Regions from separate parts of the Homo sapiens genome. Here region 2 is linked to region 1. Evidence: chromatin contacts called from ENCODE Hi-C or POLR2A ChIA-PET data. All regions are on one chromosome and are shown on one strand. The core of a region is the stretch at or near the end of the contact, and the rest is flanking DNA. Distances in the headings are between cores, read along the strand shown.

Region 1 (7,534 bases), core at 3,672-6,171:
GAGACCACTGGAAATCTTCCAAAACCCCTTGAGTCAGGGTTACTATGAAGAAATGACGATGAACTTTTTTTTTTTTTTTTGGAGGGGACGGAATCTCACTCTGTTGCCCAGGCTGGAGTGCAGTGGCACAATCTCAGCTCACTGCAACCTCTGCCTCCCAGGTTCAAGCGATTATCCCACCTCAGCCTCCCGAGTAGCTGGGATTACAGGCATGCGTCACCACACCCAGCTAATCTTTGTATTTTTAGTAGAGATGGGGTTTCACCATGTTGGCCAGGTTGGTCTCAAACTCCTGACCTCAAGTTATCCATCCACCTTGGCCTCCCAAAGTGCAGTGATTACAGGCGTGAGCCGCTGCGCCCAGCCAAGAATAATGTTTTTTTTTGTGGTTTTTTTTTTTTTTTTTTTGAGACGGAGTCTTGCTCTGTCGCCCAGGCTGGAGTGCAGTGGTGTGATCTCAGCTCACTGCAAGCTCCGCCTCCCAGGTTCACACCATTCTCCTGCCTCAGCCTCCCGAGTAGCTGGGACTACAGGTGCCCGCCACCATGCCCAGCTAATTTTTTGTATTTTTAGTGGAGACGGGGTTTCACCGTGGTAGCCAGGATGGTCTTGATCTCCTGACCTCATGATCCGCCCGCCTCGGCCTCCCAAAGTGCTGGGATTACAGGCATGAGCCACCGCGCCTGGCCAGAATAATGTATTTTTATATTACATGATTCTAGCTTCTGGAGGGTGAGCTCCGTCTGTGAGCTGGGTGCTGGGCAGAGGCCTCCACGTTTGCTAACTCACCTACCCCTTACAGGCTGGCTTTGTAGTGAGGACTGTGATTATGCTAACAAGCGAAGAAAGAAGACTCTGGGACAGGGAGCCCCTCACCAAAGTCTTGTAGTCAGAGAGCAAGAGGAGGAGCAGGGTTGTGACCCACCTACCCAGGGGACCTTTCACAGTGAATTGTGCTAACTTTCATCACAAAACGATTTTCAGAAGGTCTTTGCCAGGAAGAACCAGAGAAGGACTATGGTGTCATGTTTGACAGCAATGAGACAAGTTCTGGGACAAAAGCAAAGGCTGACCTTGCTGGGATCTGGTGGCAGCGAGGCCTCCACTGTGTAGGGGCTCCCGGGCACAGGGTGTCCATCGTAGGTCACGTCTACAGCATACAGCCCCTCCTCCCGAGGGATGAACTTGGCCGTGCTGTTCTCCCGGCCTGTCACAGGTGTCACTAGGCATGGCACGACCTTCCGAGAGGGGCTGAGGATTGTCACGTCCAGCTTCCCCTGGCCTCCTGCCCCCCTGGTATCAACGGTGAACTCCTGATCCTTCCCAACTTCCACCCCTGGAAAAGAAACACAAGCTGAGGTGAAGAGCTGACCCTTTTCAGCAGCAGGAACAATCCAGAGCACAGAAGCAATGGTTCTTTGGACACGGGGACTTATCTCAGCCTCCACTGTAAGCAACAGCTGCTGCAGAGGACAAGCAGCAAAGCTGAGTAAGTATCATCAGCATCTCAGCCTCAGTAACAACAAGTGTCGGCACAATAATCAATTAGTGATGACAGCAATAACGGCTATCATTTACTGAATGCATTTTATATGCCAAGCACAAATAGGTTATTGTCTTAATTTTCACCACAATCCTATGGGGTATTTATTATTAACCAATGGCTTTCACAGATGGGGAAACTGATGCTCAGAGAGGTTAAGTAACTTGTCCAGGGTGACATATGCAGCAGCCTGCCAAGCTGGGACTCAAAGTGAAATTTACCTGACCCCACAATCTTTGCTGACCAGAAAGTTGTAATCTGACACTGTCGTCTCTTATTTACTTACTTTTGGTGTTAACTTGATATCCAAACACCCTCATAAGTCAATGTTTTATTTACTAATTCTTGGCAGCCAACTCCATCTTATAGGCACCCCTCCCCCTCAAGAAAGCAGAAGTCACAGAGCTGCCAAATGCGAGCCGATTGAAGCAAGTGCTGAGAACTGACTGTACCGTGATGGTTTCCAAAAGGTCTCTGCAAAGCAGGGCTGCAGGAAGCCCAAGTGTTAGATTAGACAAGAACAGGGAAAGGACTTTACCCAAAACAAAAGCACTGGGAACACAGGGCCCCTGCCACAACCCAGAGAACCTTGACTCTGAAGGAACATAGGGCCTGGCAAGATGGACACTGCCGAACCACAGGCAAGGAGGTCCCGGATCGCTACTTCCCACCGGAAAAGAGGCTTTCCTAATTGGCACCCTGCTTTTCCTGTTCTGGAGTCAAAGCTCTCAGTGTCTTGGGGAAAGGAGTGACAAGGGGACACATGACAGGGTTGGGCAGTGGACGTTTACACACTCAGAGCTGGCTGCTCCAGCCACAAAAGCCAACAGTGAGCTCTCACTTTGGATCTCTGCAACTGGGAGCTGGCCTTGCTTGCAACTTGTGCACTTGGGTCACGAGTGAAGGAAGATGCTCACTAATGGCACTGCTAGTGGTACTCTGGAGAAACCCTCACAGGTGAATACAGGAGGCCCCGTCCTGGGGGTATGCACTCAGCCCTGCCTCAGTAAGCCTGAAACCAGGTGAATGTGAGCCCTGAGGTACATCCAGTCTGGAGCCACTCAGCAGTAAACACAGACGGAAAAGATGTAGGAGTGAATGATTCCCGAGATGCACTGTTGGAAGGCAGGCCGAAGAAGTAGGTTTATACAGCAGGGCAACTTTAATGCAAAATAAATACAGCCAAATGTGTTCCACAGGCACATCTATATGTATAGATGCAGAGAGAAGATCTGGAAGAACAGAAACTGAATTGAAAACTTTGGTTAACCCTAGGGAGAAGGAGAGGTGAGGGTTAAAGTGGAATTATCCCTTAACTGTAATGTTTTTTAGATGAAAAATGGATATATTTTTACTTGTATAAAAAAATCATTTTATGAGCATGTGTTGCACATCTGAAGCTGAGTGATAAGTACATCAGTGTTCATGTTATACTATTCTCTTTCCTTTTCTGTTTGAAATTTTCCCTACTAAAAAATAATCAGAAAATTGAAAATAAGCGAAATGAGCTTATACTAGTAAAATCCCTAACAAGCTAAAGGAACATTGGGATGGGGCAGAGGTGTGGTGGTAGTGACTTCTGAGTGCCAGGGATTTGGCATTTATGCTTGACTCGCAACCTTAGTGCGGATTCAGTTGCCAAGGATAGCTGGCACAGTTAGAAACTCATCAGAAAGCAACATAGCCCAAATTCTCTTTTTAATGAAAACTTCCTACTGCAATGCCAGGGGGCTGACTACGTGCCAGCCTCTGAACCATTAGCTCATATAATTTTCAAAATATTCCCATGGGTGTTCTCAACCTCTCCCCGCCGACCACCCCCCACTGTACAAATGAGAAAGCTGAGTCTCGGTGTGGCTAAGGGGCAGACACAGTCACAGTTACTTCACACCACGGCCTTAATTCGAACCAAAGTCTGTGCAACTGCAAAGTCTCTTAACATAGAATTTGCTTCTCTGCAAATTTCACCTTTTGAAGAAAATCTAACCAGCAGCCACGTTGGGGGGTCATCAACAACCCATCTGCTCTCCATTCAGGCACTTACTGTTTTCCAGCCCATTGAGTTTTATCTTGCTCAGATCCAGCGGTGCAGCAACACCCACAGTGAAAGGGCTTTTAGGGATGGGATCGCCACCGTAAGTCACCAGAACCTGCATGTTGCCCTGGAACAAGAGAGAAAACTCAGTTTACCTTTGGGTACCAAAAAGCTAACTTGGCATTTAAAATCCCCTCAAGATCCCTCATTCTTCTCACGGACAGGGGAGACTTGATTCCAATCAATGTAGAAAGTATCTTAGATCTATTTCTTCTAGCTTTTGACCACAAGGCAAGAATAACAGAAAAATTAGATCAAATAAGAGCAGCTAATAATAACAGAAGCAACTTAATGAGCATTTTCTACACACCAAGCACCATGCTATGTGCTTTTATGCATTTCCTCAATTCAAGATCAAAACAGTCCTAAGGGGTAGTTCCTACTGTCATCTCATTTTTTCAGGAGAGGAAACTGTGGCTCAGACTGGTAAAGGAACGTGCCCCAAGTCACACACCTTGGTAAGGGTGCGAGCTGGGCCTCATACCCATGGCCCCCAAATCTGTGTCCTAGCTGCTCTGCCACACCACCTCCCCATCATCATACCCAGTGCCAGCCAGTGCAGCTGGGCCTGGGGCCACTCACCAAACAGAACCATTTCTGTCCTAGGAATCAGTTTGAGGCCCCCAGGCTGCAACAGGGATTTGCAAGAGTTCACCTAGACCTGTGCTAAGACCATCGCACAATATCTGAACTTCCATTTCCATGTGAAAGAAAATAAAATTGCAAGTGTGAAGGCAGATGGTGCTTGCAGGATTGGCAGGCACCCTCACGGGTGGCCGGGTGGCACGCGATAGCCATGTGTGCGCCATTTCTCTCCTCTCGCCGGTTCCAGGCTGGCACACAGCCGGCTTCTTCTCTCCATGGTTGGCCAAGTTCCCTCCCTCCAAATCGAGGCTCCAAGAAATCTCATGGCTGTCTCAGTAGATCAAGATCCCCTTCACCACAATCGGCCAGGCATAATGTAACAGGAAAGTGTGAGGGAGAGACGAGTTCCCCCCAAGAATCCAGCAGCCTTGCTGGAATGCAGGCCCTGCTGAAAGCTGTTGCTGATCAAGTGTTAAAAGGGTGTAGCATTTGGCCTATGTATATTTTGTCACATTCCTTTTGTAATAAGGAAGGGGGTAAAGGCCAAGAAAAAAAAAAAAAAACTGGTTGCATCAATGAAGAGAGGATTAATTTTCCAGCATTTTTAAGCACTGCACACAAAACCAATTGGCCCCCTGCCTCATGTGAACAACATTTCCTGGTAAAATGTGTACAGGTCAAATTCAACAGAGCTGGGAGCCAGCCAAGGGGCAGGAAAGGTCTCCTTTTTGTACTGTTTAAGGCAGGACTGACTCGCTACTTCAGCCAACGTGGCATTCCCAACGTGCCAACTCTTCCCGAGCTTCCGTTTCCCCACAGCCCCTAACAATTCAGGGGCTCACTAAGCAGACCTCAGGCTAACCAGAGGTCTTGGGGATACCTCCTCCCTCACCCGCATAAAGTTTTCTGGCCTCTTCTCTGAAGTGCTAAAAAAGAGAGGGAAAAACCCTCTTCCAGTTAAGCCCACCCATCCCATAAAAGAAAGTATGCTCTTGTTACCAGTCAAAAACAAAACAAAAACTCAGATAGAAAATGAACTGTACCTTAAATAACCTAAGAAGGGGGAGGGAAAAAATCTCGGAGATTTACACCTACAATGCCTACAGCATTTTAAAGTGTCCCCTGAGGCCCCAACTAAGGAATGGACTGTGTTTATTCCCCAACAGGGCTATGAAGTGAGGGATGTCTGGGTAGTGATGGCCAGTGCATTTCGCCACGACTTCGCAGGCTGCAAGACAGTTTCACTCTCCTCTACATGCTTCTGAAACCTGAATCTTATTCTTCAAAATATACATACACAAGACACTGACCAGACAGCTCAGAAGAGGATGGGACTGAGAGAGCCACCCTCAGCACCATCCCTTTTAGGGCCCTCCAGGAGCAGCCAGGACCACCACGTTAAGAACATTTCAAGGTAGAAGCTGTTACTCTGTGAGGGTCTGTGAGCTCACAGGGATTTCTAAAGGTGCCAGAGTACTACATGGAGTGGTCCCCAATCCTAGTGGCTCCCAGCACAGCACGTAATGGAGACATTGCCACCAGCTTCTCAAACTGCTCTGCGCAGGGGAACGTGCGGTGAGAAATTTAAGCTGCTTGAAGCCACCCACAACCAAGAGAAGAGAAGACCAAAGTCCTCAGGGAAATCACTTCCCTTCTATAAAACCGAGTCTTTGACCTCTGGGAGGGTCCTCAAGCCCCAAGCCAACAAGTCCATTCCTCTAAGGCAAAACGCGCTCTACTTTTGCATCCTCAAGGGACTCACAGGATCCTACAGCCATCCACATCACTCATCCACCCCAGGCAGGCAAGCACCTGCAAGCTGTCACTCAGGGACTTTGCGAGGTGGAGTGGCAGGCCTGCAGGTGTCAGGGAGCAAAACCAGCAATCAGGGACCTGGGTTACTCAGGCAGGACCTCGGCTCCCCACGTGGCACAGCCTGTGTTCTGAGGGGGAAGCGCCCACACCAGGCCAGGACACACCCATGCCCAAGCAGCCACCTTTCTGGGGATTTCCAGCCTGTTATACCCTAAAACTACCATGAGAAGGTGTGCCTGTGGGTGTCAGCCCTCAAAGTATGCTCCCTCCCCCGTGTCAGGGGGTGGCTTTCTGGGCTGACCCAGGTCTCTTAACCACATCCAAGGGCACACTTCCTTAGCCCAGTCTTGAGCTTTTAGCTGCTCTTCAGAAAACAGAGTTCAAAGGAGAATGAGGAGGTGTTGGCATCACTCCTCTACCAGATTACAACGTTCTTAGGCCATCTCCGCTTGTGAATCCAGGCGCCATGTCATTTATTCGCTCACTCACAGCCATTAATCCACACAGAGCACTTATAGGGCCAGGCTCTGTGCTGGGGGTGGGGGTGGGAAGGAAATTCAATCTAAGGAGAGATTTAATGTGTTCTTTGCCATAGAAAAATAGGCAGAATTGCAAGTTGCCCAAATAATGAAACAATAAACCCAGCTCCAAGCAACAAACAACAAGAAGGACCCCAGTGCCACCCTGCAAGTCATTCACACTTGTGATTTACCTGAGGACTTTGGTCTTCTCTTCTCTTGGTTGTGGGGTTGTGGGTGGCTTCAAGCAGCTTGGATGTTGCCACTTGGTGGCAACGACCGCCACCAAGGCCCACCCGGCTCCTTGAATGCATCCTGGGAGCATCCGGACACAAAGCCCTAAGTGAGTACTCAGCATGGCAGCAGTTCTCAAACCTGCTGCTATCAGAGAACTGGATGAATGTGACCTTGGGGTGACTCTGAAGTAAGGAGCCTCCCACTCCAGCATTACTTCAAAGGGGACAAAACCGGACCTAGGCTCCTAATCTCCACTTCTGCCTCAACCAGCAGCAGGGGACGTCTGGGGTACTGGGTTCTGCAGTCCTTTCCAAGGATGCAGGTCAAACCCTGACCCTGTCCTGATATCTGCAACTTACTTTCTAACGGCTCAGCCAAAACACTAAAAGGCATATAGACATAGAATAAAGCAGAAGTCACAAAATGTTTTTAGAAGACGTCATGGCCTTGTGATCCCAGTCATTGTACGCAGACAGCTATGGCTTTCTGGTGCTTTCTCCTAAAGAATATGGAGAATTTGGCAACAAAGAAGATTCAGCGTGGTGCACCCAGTAGTAAGGCTCCCACCAACCCTCAGAACCATCAGCAGGAAAATAATTACCTACTTACTATTGAGTGGCCTGATGAGAAAAGAATGCTCTATCTATAAAAGTGTTAGTTTTATCATTACTAATAATGAATGTTTTGTTTTGGATTTTTTATTTTAAAGCACAGGAAGAGCAAGTCTGGAGATAAGAAGCC
Region 2 (7,534 bases), core at 1,248-3,747, 44 kb after region 1:
AGAACATGCCATGCCATGCCCCTGGCCAGCACCTTCCAGGAGTCTCACTGCCATTTGTTTCCACTTTCCCTGCCCTTGCCTTCTCTGCAGCTATCCATCTCCCGCACCCCCTGCAACTTTCTCTCTCTCTCCGTTTCCCTATACCCACTCTCCAACAAAGATACTCCATAGCCAGCTCCCATTCTACCAGGACCCCAAGCTACAAACATGGGCACTATCCTGGACTCCACCTCTTAAACTCTGGGTATAGTTTCCACAATGTGTCAATTCTATCCCTACCTAACTCTTTTGGCAAACCCTTTTCTATACCCTCCCAATAAACATTTTTGTCTTTGATAGCCTTGAAGCCGAATCACTGTTCACATAACCCCAGAACCATCTTTCTCGTCAGGTGCCTCTGTGCTTCCAAATTCACCAGGGTTCCCGCTGCACACAATCAGCTCCTTAAACATACACAGCACCTCAGAACCTACATAAACCCCATCCAATCCGCTTTCCACTCTTGCCACTTCCACCCACCATACTGCAGGCTCAAAGACTCCTTGTTCCTGGACTACATCTTGCCCTGAGCCCCTGGACCTCTTCACATGTTCTCTATCCCTTTGATGGGAAGACCTTCACCCATCCTCCTGTGGGATAACTCCTGGCTCATCATTCTGACACCAGATTCTACAGCTGGTGGCACTTCACTCCCACCAGCATTTATGTGTGAGTTCCTTGGCCTCCCACCTCATTCCAGAACTAAGCCGCTTGTTGAGGAGTGACTGAGCTATCTGCATCTTGGTGTCTCCCCAGCCACCCACCAAGAGCCACCTGAATGCTGGTTGAACACATGCCAAATTACACTTAATGAAACCCAACCACGACCACATGAAAAGCATACTCACATGCTGATAAGGGGTGCATGGCATGCCACTCAAAAATGAAAGGGTGAGAGCCTTATTTTTTTAATTAACCTGATTATTGTTATATCCTCTTGCAAAAAAAGACCCTCTTTAAGAGCCCACACCCAAACCATCAGAGAGAAATCATCAGAATTTAATTATTAAATTAATTAATCAGAATTAATTTTGCAGGTGCAGATTCAGTCATAATAAAACTCGATCATCTAACCTGGAAAAAACAAAGAGTATCATGGAGTGGCTGGTAAGAAAAACTAACTCAAGCAATCCTCACTCAAAGTTAAGGTTCCCAAGGACTTTCTCTATAATGAATTGTATAAATAATAACTTCGAAGCAGGACTGTCTACATAATTCATGGGGCTCAGAGAAAAATGAAAATACAGGGTTCCTTGTCCAAAACTTAAGAACTTCACACCAACATCCATTTTCTACTCCCCAAATGTATCACTAACGTTTAAGCCAGCCCCCTAAATATAGGAAACAGATACAAATTCACCGTGTTTTCTTGTAATTTAGCTCAAGAATTGCTTTCACTACCCACTTCCTCAAATTCCCATCCTTTGCCATGTGTTGCTGTCTTTAACTGTTTGAATCTAGCTTCACACACAGCCTCTTGCTTTTTTTAGTTTCTCTTCTTCACTCTCTTTTGCAAGTATGAGTCTTGTTAATCCTGGGGAGGATAATCTGATTTTGGAACCATTTCCCAGCTCATTTCTCAGTATTACCAGAAGATACATCAAACTTAACTCCTAGGGGAGCAAGACCTGCCTGCCTCTAGACCAGTGGTTCTCAAAATTCAGCAGGTGTCAGAATCACCTGAAGGATCTGTTAAACCACAGAATGCTGGGCTCGCTTTTAAAGTTTCTGATTTAACAGGCCTGGGGTGAAACAGGAGAATTTGAATTTCCAATAAATTCGTAGGTAATGCTGATGTTCTTGGTCTGGGTCATAAGAGTAATTCTGATCATTCCATATTCTGTTTGTCGTCTCCTTTACTGAAAGCCTTTATATCATGGGTTCTTCCTGAGTGTGGGGAAAACCTGTGCCTTTATTCTAACCAACAGAAAAATGGCAGAGGTGACGGGCTATTACTCCCATGACCATATTACGATGCATGAAACTCCACTTTAGCAGACAGGAGACAGATTCTCTTGCTGGCTGTGAGGAAACAGGCACCTGTGTTATGAATTGCCTATGCAGAAGGCCTCATGGCAGAGATATGAGCGTAGCCTGTAAAACCTGAGGTTAGCCTCCAAGCAACAGCTAGTAAAAAGCTGGGACCTGTCAGTGGGACAATCACACAGAAATGGATTCTTTTAAAAACCTGAATGAACCTGAATGAAGTGGATTTTTCCTTAGTTAGGCATTCAGATGAAAACACACCCTAGATGGCACCTTCCTTGTAGTCTCGTGAGACCCGGAGCAGAGGACCTGGTCTTAAGCCATGGCTGGACTCCTGGCCCACAGAAACTGTGAGACAATGAATAAGTGTTGTTTGAAACTGCAACTCCCCAGTGCCAAAAAAAAAAAAAAAATTAAGAACTTCAAGACAGCAACAGCAGAGCAATAAACCAAGTACAGGGCCCTTCTGAGCACACGGGTCATGTGGTCATGAAGCCAGCCCTCCTTTTGAGGTCCTGTGGTCAATCAAGGAGCAATGGTCTGCATAAAACTCCAGGCCCTGCACGGAACTTGGTTATCCAAGGAATCCACCCCACGGGACCAGACATTTCCTGAGCTGGAAGTCCTTGACCATGACTGAATTTTTTGGATTAGTTATCCTGTTATTTGGTTGTTGTTTTGAAGTGCTATTGATTACGGAGTTACTACCTACTGATTATCAGAAATTCCAGATCAAACAAGTTTCCATGCCAATTCCTTTAAGTTAAAGGGAGAAGAGCAATCTTCAAAAGGGTAAACAATAAATAAGTAAATAAATAAATAAATAAATAAATAAATAGTGGGTATACTGTCAGGGTAATGGTGGTGGCCAGGCACCCTCAAGGCATTGATCTCTTGCACCAGGAGGGATTGGATGGAGCTATGAAGTCTCATCCGGCCACAGGCATTAGTCTGCAAAACTCAAACTTTCCCAAGTTATATGTTAAATGCTTTTCAAAAGCAGACTTGCAGATTTGATTCACAAACCTAACATGAAATCATTAACATGAAATCGGCTTGCTCTATTTTTACCCAGCTTACACATGCTAGTCTAAAGGAATGAGACACAAGTCTTTTTCGAAAAGATTTTGGGGGAAATATGATCCAGTTGAAGTCTGAGCCAAATTTACAAAAAATACAATGCCCAGAATTTCTGTTTCCAATTGAATTCAAGGTGGGTGTCCACACGGGAAAGCCCCCTTTATGGTCTCATTGGGATAAATGATACCTTCCTTCTGCTATTATAAGGACTAGAGAGAGAGCAGTTCTCATTCCAAAACTGATTTTGACAGGTGAAGGTTCAAACGCTTCACCAAACTCTTGGAACAATAAAAAGATGGCGACTTGCCCAAAGACCTCCAGGTTCCCATCCACATGAAATAGGAGACTCCCCAAGCCTCGAAAATGAAATGTTACACAGCATCACAGGGTCAACAACGTCTGACCATCACGTAGATGAGACACTTTTCAGATCTGAACGTGCTCTGCAATGTTTACGCCGAGGGTAAAACATGGAGCAGAACCTTAAGAGGAGGAAAAGGCCAGATGAGCCGGAAGCCTTTCAGCAGGATTCCATGTGAAGACTTGCTCCAGGGCCTTTTTCGGGAATAAAATAAACCAACGCCTACCAGGTCCGCCTAACCACCTAGAATCTGCTTAGATTTCAGTGGGTTGGAATTGGGCCATGGGTTTCTCCTCCCCAAATCCAGCCAATAACAATTCCCACATAACTGGTCTTGGCTCTGGACAACCCTGACCCTCAAACCACATACATTTTCTCGAACTACTTAAAATTACTCAGTGTTGCTTCTAAGTGAGCAGGGTGGGTGTGTTTTGTTTAGTTTTGTTTTCTTTTCTTTTTAATAGCTAGAAACTTAATTTGAGCTACTGCAAATTCTGGGATGGAATGTTTTCATGTCACTTCTGTAAATCAGTTCTCTGGTCCTGGTGAAGGAGCATTCTAGAATGGATGCATTCACGGGGGTGGAAACCGGCTATTTTTAGGCAATCTTCAGAAGCATCTTGGAAACATCTTCTTTGTGGATGAGTTCCCCAGAGGTCAAGGAGATGGTGGCCTTTTACCTCTCTACTCACATCAGGAGGGCCCAGATCCACGCAACCACGTGTATGCCTACTACATTCCTGCACCAAACCATCCAGGGAGTTCCCAGAGGTCAGTTCCAGCAGCTTCTCTCCTGGTTGTTACTGATTAACCACGGTGGCAGAGGTGGTAGCCCATGAGGAGAGGCATGGACAGACACTATTCCACATTTTTGCCCTCCTGAGAAGGAATAGGTCATCCTTTGGCCACAATGCAGGTAGCTGCTGAGTCAGAAACAGCCAACAAAGTGACTGTAAGAATCAAGGAGAGGCCAGGCATGGTGGCTCACACCTATAATCTCAACACTTTGGGAGGCCGAGGCAGGAGGATCACTTGGGGTCAGGAGTTCGAGGCCAGCCTGGCTAACACGGTGAAACCCTGTCTCTACTCAAAATACAAAAATTAGCTGGGCATGGTGGTGTGTGCCTGTAATCCCAGCTACTTGGGTGGCTGAAGCACAAGAATCGCTTGAACCTGGGAGCCATAGGCTACAGTGAGCCAAGATCACCCCACTGCACTCCAGCCTGGGAGACAGAGGGAGACTCTGTCTCAAAAAAAAAAAAAAAAAAAAAAGAATCGAGGAGAGATAGGGGTGTGTAGGCCAGGCGGTTCATCTCTGTAATCCCAGCACTATGGGAAGCTGAGACAGGAGGATAGCTCGAGCCCAGGAGTTCAAGACCAGAGCCTGGGCAACATAGGGACACCCTGTCCCTACAAATAATAAAAAAAATTAGTCAGGTGTAGTGGTGCATGCCCATTAGTACCAACTAGTACTTGAGAGGCTGAGGCAGGAGGATTGCTTGAGCCAGGAGATCGAGGCTGCAGTGAACCATGATCACGCCACTGCACTCCAAGCTGGGCAACAAAGTAAGACTCTGTCTCAAAAAAAAAAAAACAAGAGAGAGAGAGAGCAAGAGAGCCTGTAATCCTAGCACTTTGGGAGGCCAAGGAGGGCAGATCACGAGGTCAGGAGTTCAAGACCATCCTGGCCAACATGGTGAAACCCAGTCTCTTCTAAAAATTTGCTGGGCGTGGTGGCATGTGCCTGTAGTCCCAGCTACTCGGGAGGCTGAGGCAAGAGAATCGCCTGAACCCAGGAGGCAGAGGTTGCAGTGAGCCAAGATAGCACCACTGCACTCCAGCCTGGGTGACCGAGTGAGACTCCGTTTCAAAAAAAAAAAAAAAAAGAGAGAGAGAGAGAGATGGGGTGTGTGCTTGACACAAGTTACCAAGGCCACACACACTCGCACTAAGACTTGGCCATCTGGGGAACAGGATGCCATGCACTGTGCACTCTGCCCCCTCATCTCTACCACCCGGAGAGGCTACATGGTAGAGGGGTTGCAAACACAGGCTCGGGAACCAGTAGCTTGACTAGATACATCGGTTTGAACAATCCATCTCTGAACCTTATTTTTCCTCATCTACCAAATAGAAATGGCCATGGTCAACTACTTCCCAGGGCTGTTATAAGGAGTAGGTAGGTTAGAGAATGCCAAGTGTCGGCCGGGCACAGTGGCTCACGCCTGTAATCCTGGCACTTTGGGAGGCCGAGGCAGGCAGATCACTGAGGTCAGGAGTTCGAGACCAGCCTGGCCAACATGGTGAAACCCTGTCTCCACTAAAAATAAAATTAGCAGGGCATAATGGCAGGCGCCTGTAATCCCAGCTACTTGGGAGGCTGAGGCACGAAAATCACTTGAACCCAGGAGGCGCGGTTGCAGTGATCCGAGATCACACCACTGCACTCCAGCCTGGGTGACAGAAAGAGACTCTGTCTCAAAAAAAAAAAAAAAAAGAAAGAAAGAGTCAAGCACAATGCCTGTCTCACAGTTGGCCGCTTAATAATGTTCCCTCCCTCCCCTCCATCCTCATTTTCCTAATACTTAAGTACCTGCTATGTGCCAAACACTCTTCCCTAGGGCCAGACATCCACAAGCCATACTCCAAGTGTTTTGTGCAAGCAGCAAGAAATGAAAAGAAGTACCTTGTGAATTAACAGGTGGTTGAAATGTTCAATTTGTCACTTCTCTGAGCCAAGCAATTAATTAGGAGGGCCATGACTGCCACCTCCAAGGCCCCTGCTCTCCTGCTCCAAAGGGAGGCTGACCCCTAACGCTGCAGCGAACCTGGGGCACGTGAGATCTCTGCAAGAAGGACACGTCTGAGAAAGAATTTTAGGTGGTTCTTGGTGTTGCTCTGAGGGTCTTGGGCCATGCTGGTCTTCTAAACCACCCGGCTCAGACGTGTCCTTCTTGCAGAGATCTCATATGCAGCACCAAGAACCACCTAAAGAACTGAACTATGGGCCGGGCATGGTGGCTCACGCCTATAATCCCAGCACTTTGGGAGGCTGAGGCAGGAGGACCTCCTGAGGTCACGAGTTCGAGACCAGCCTGGACAATATGGTGAAACCCTGTCGCTACTAAAAATACAAAAATCAGCCAGGCATGGCGGTGGGCACCTTGTAATCCCAGCTACTTGGGAGGCTGAGGCACAAGAATCACTTGAACCTGGGAGACGGAGGTCTCAGTGAGCCGAAATCACTCCATTGCACTCCAGCCTGGGCAACAGAGCAAGACTCCATCTCAGAAAAAAAAAAAAAAAAAAAAAAAGAATTGAACTACTGATATTTTATCAGACCTCCCTGAAAGAAAAGAGCAGCACATATGGGTCAGGGGTCTGGCCCCTCCTTTTTTTTTTTTTTTAAAGACAGGGTCTCGGTCATCCAGGCTAGAATACAATGGTACAATCTCTGCTCACTGCAACATCCGCCTCCTGGGCTCAAGCGATCCTTCCACCTCAGCCTCCTGGGTAGCTAGGACTACAGGCACATGCCACCCACCTGGCTAATTTAATTTTTTATAGAGACAGGGTTCCGCCATGTTGCCCAGGCTGGTCACAAACTGGCCCCTCCTTAACATCCCAGTTTACTGTGCCCCATGCTCACCTGGCCTGGAACTCCTTCCCCATCCCCTCTCCCTCTAATGCCTCTTCTATATCCAACTCTGCACAAAACTAGAATAGATCCTGTCCGTCTTGGCTGCTTGGGTGAGCCTACAGCAGCAGCAGCAGCAGCCTGTGAAGAGCTGCTGCAAGACCACCCCACATTGAAGAGCTCAGATCTCCTGCATCCAGACCCCAGGCCAGCAGGACCTGGTGCCCACTGACAGCCCAGGTCAGCTTTGCAGTTTCTCTCCATCCTTGCCTGTTTTCTGAGCCCAAACAAACCATGGCTGAATTGTAGGCTTCAGCTGTCCAAACAAAAGGGCATTCTGAACCAAAGCGGGGACAGCTGACAGCTCTCCTCAGTTCCTCAGTCAAAACCTAGCCAGATGCAACCCATCTCCCCAGACAGCAGGTTAAGGA

The links. A loop is a pair of places that touch in the nucleus more often than their neighbours do. ChIA-PET counts read pairs that join two places held with the same protein, here RNA polymerase II (POLR2A). Pooled maps may share reads with other maps.
Region 2: a map with no recorded cell type shows a loop between it and region 1 (4-fold over the local background). The contact joins two enhancer-like sites. A Hi-C loop is called at or near these places in 5 of 168 maps with a recorded cell type or tissue (Caco-2, HepG2, PC-9 and 2 more), 6 of 37 single-sample maps with no recorded cell type and 8 of 50 pooled maps. POLR2A ChIA-PET finds 5 or more read pairs at or near these places in 16 of 52 experiments (A549, A673, AG04450 and 12 more).

Annotation. Positions count from the first base shown.
Region 1 is chr3:58,115,043-58,122,576 of GRCh38, reverse strand. It overlaps FLNB (filamin B), which reads right to left. Exons shown (of 46, transcript NM_001457.4): 19 at 3,588-3,705; 20 at 1,074-1,336. Among named protein-coding and RNA genes, the nearest start is that of FLNB-AS1, 52 kb to the left of the region's middle. RefSeq lists a silencer at 6,085-6,234. Within about 2 kb of position 4,921, at least 23 of the 41 ENCODE cell types and tissues checked have a DNase peak (open chromatin) inside an H3K27ac peak, as active enhancers do; they include B cell, where a contact is called at or near this core.
Region 2 is chr3:58,068,479-58,076,012 of GRCh38, reverse strand. The region is part of intron 1 of FLNB (filamin B); the gene reads right to left. Among named protein-coding and RNA genes, the nearest start is that of FLNB, 64 kb to the right of the region's middle. RefSeq lists an enhancer at 1,515-1,704. Within about 2 kb of position 2,497, at least 7 of the 41 ENCODE cell types and tissues checked have a DNase peak (open chromatin) inside an H3K27ac peak, as active enhancers do; they include B cell, where a contact is called at or near this core.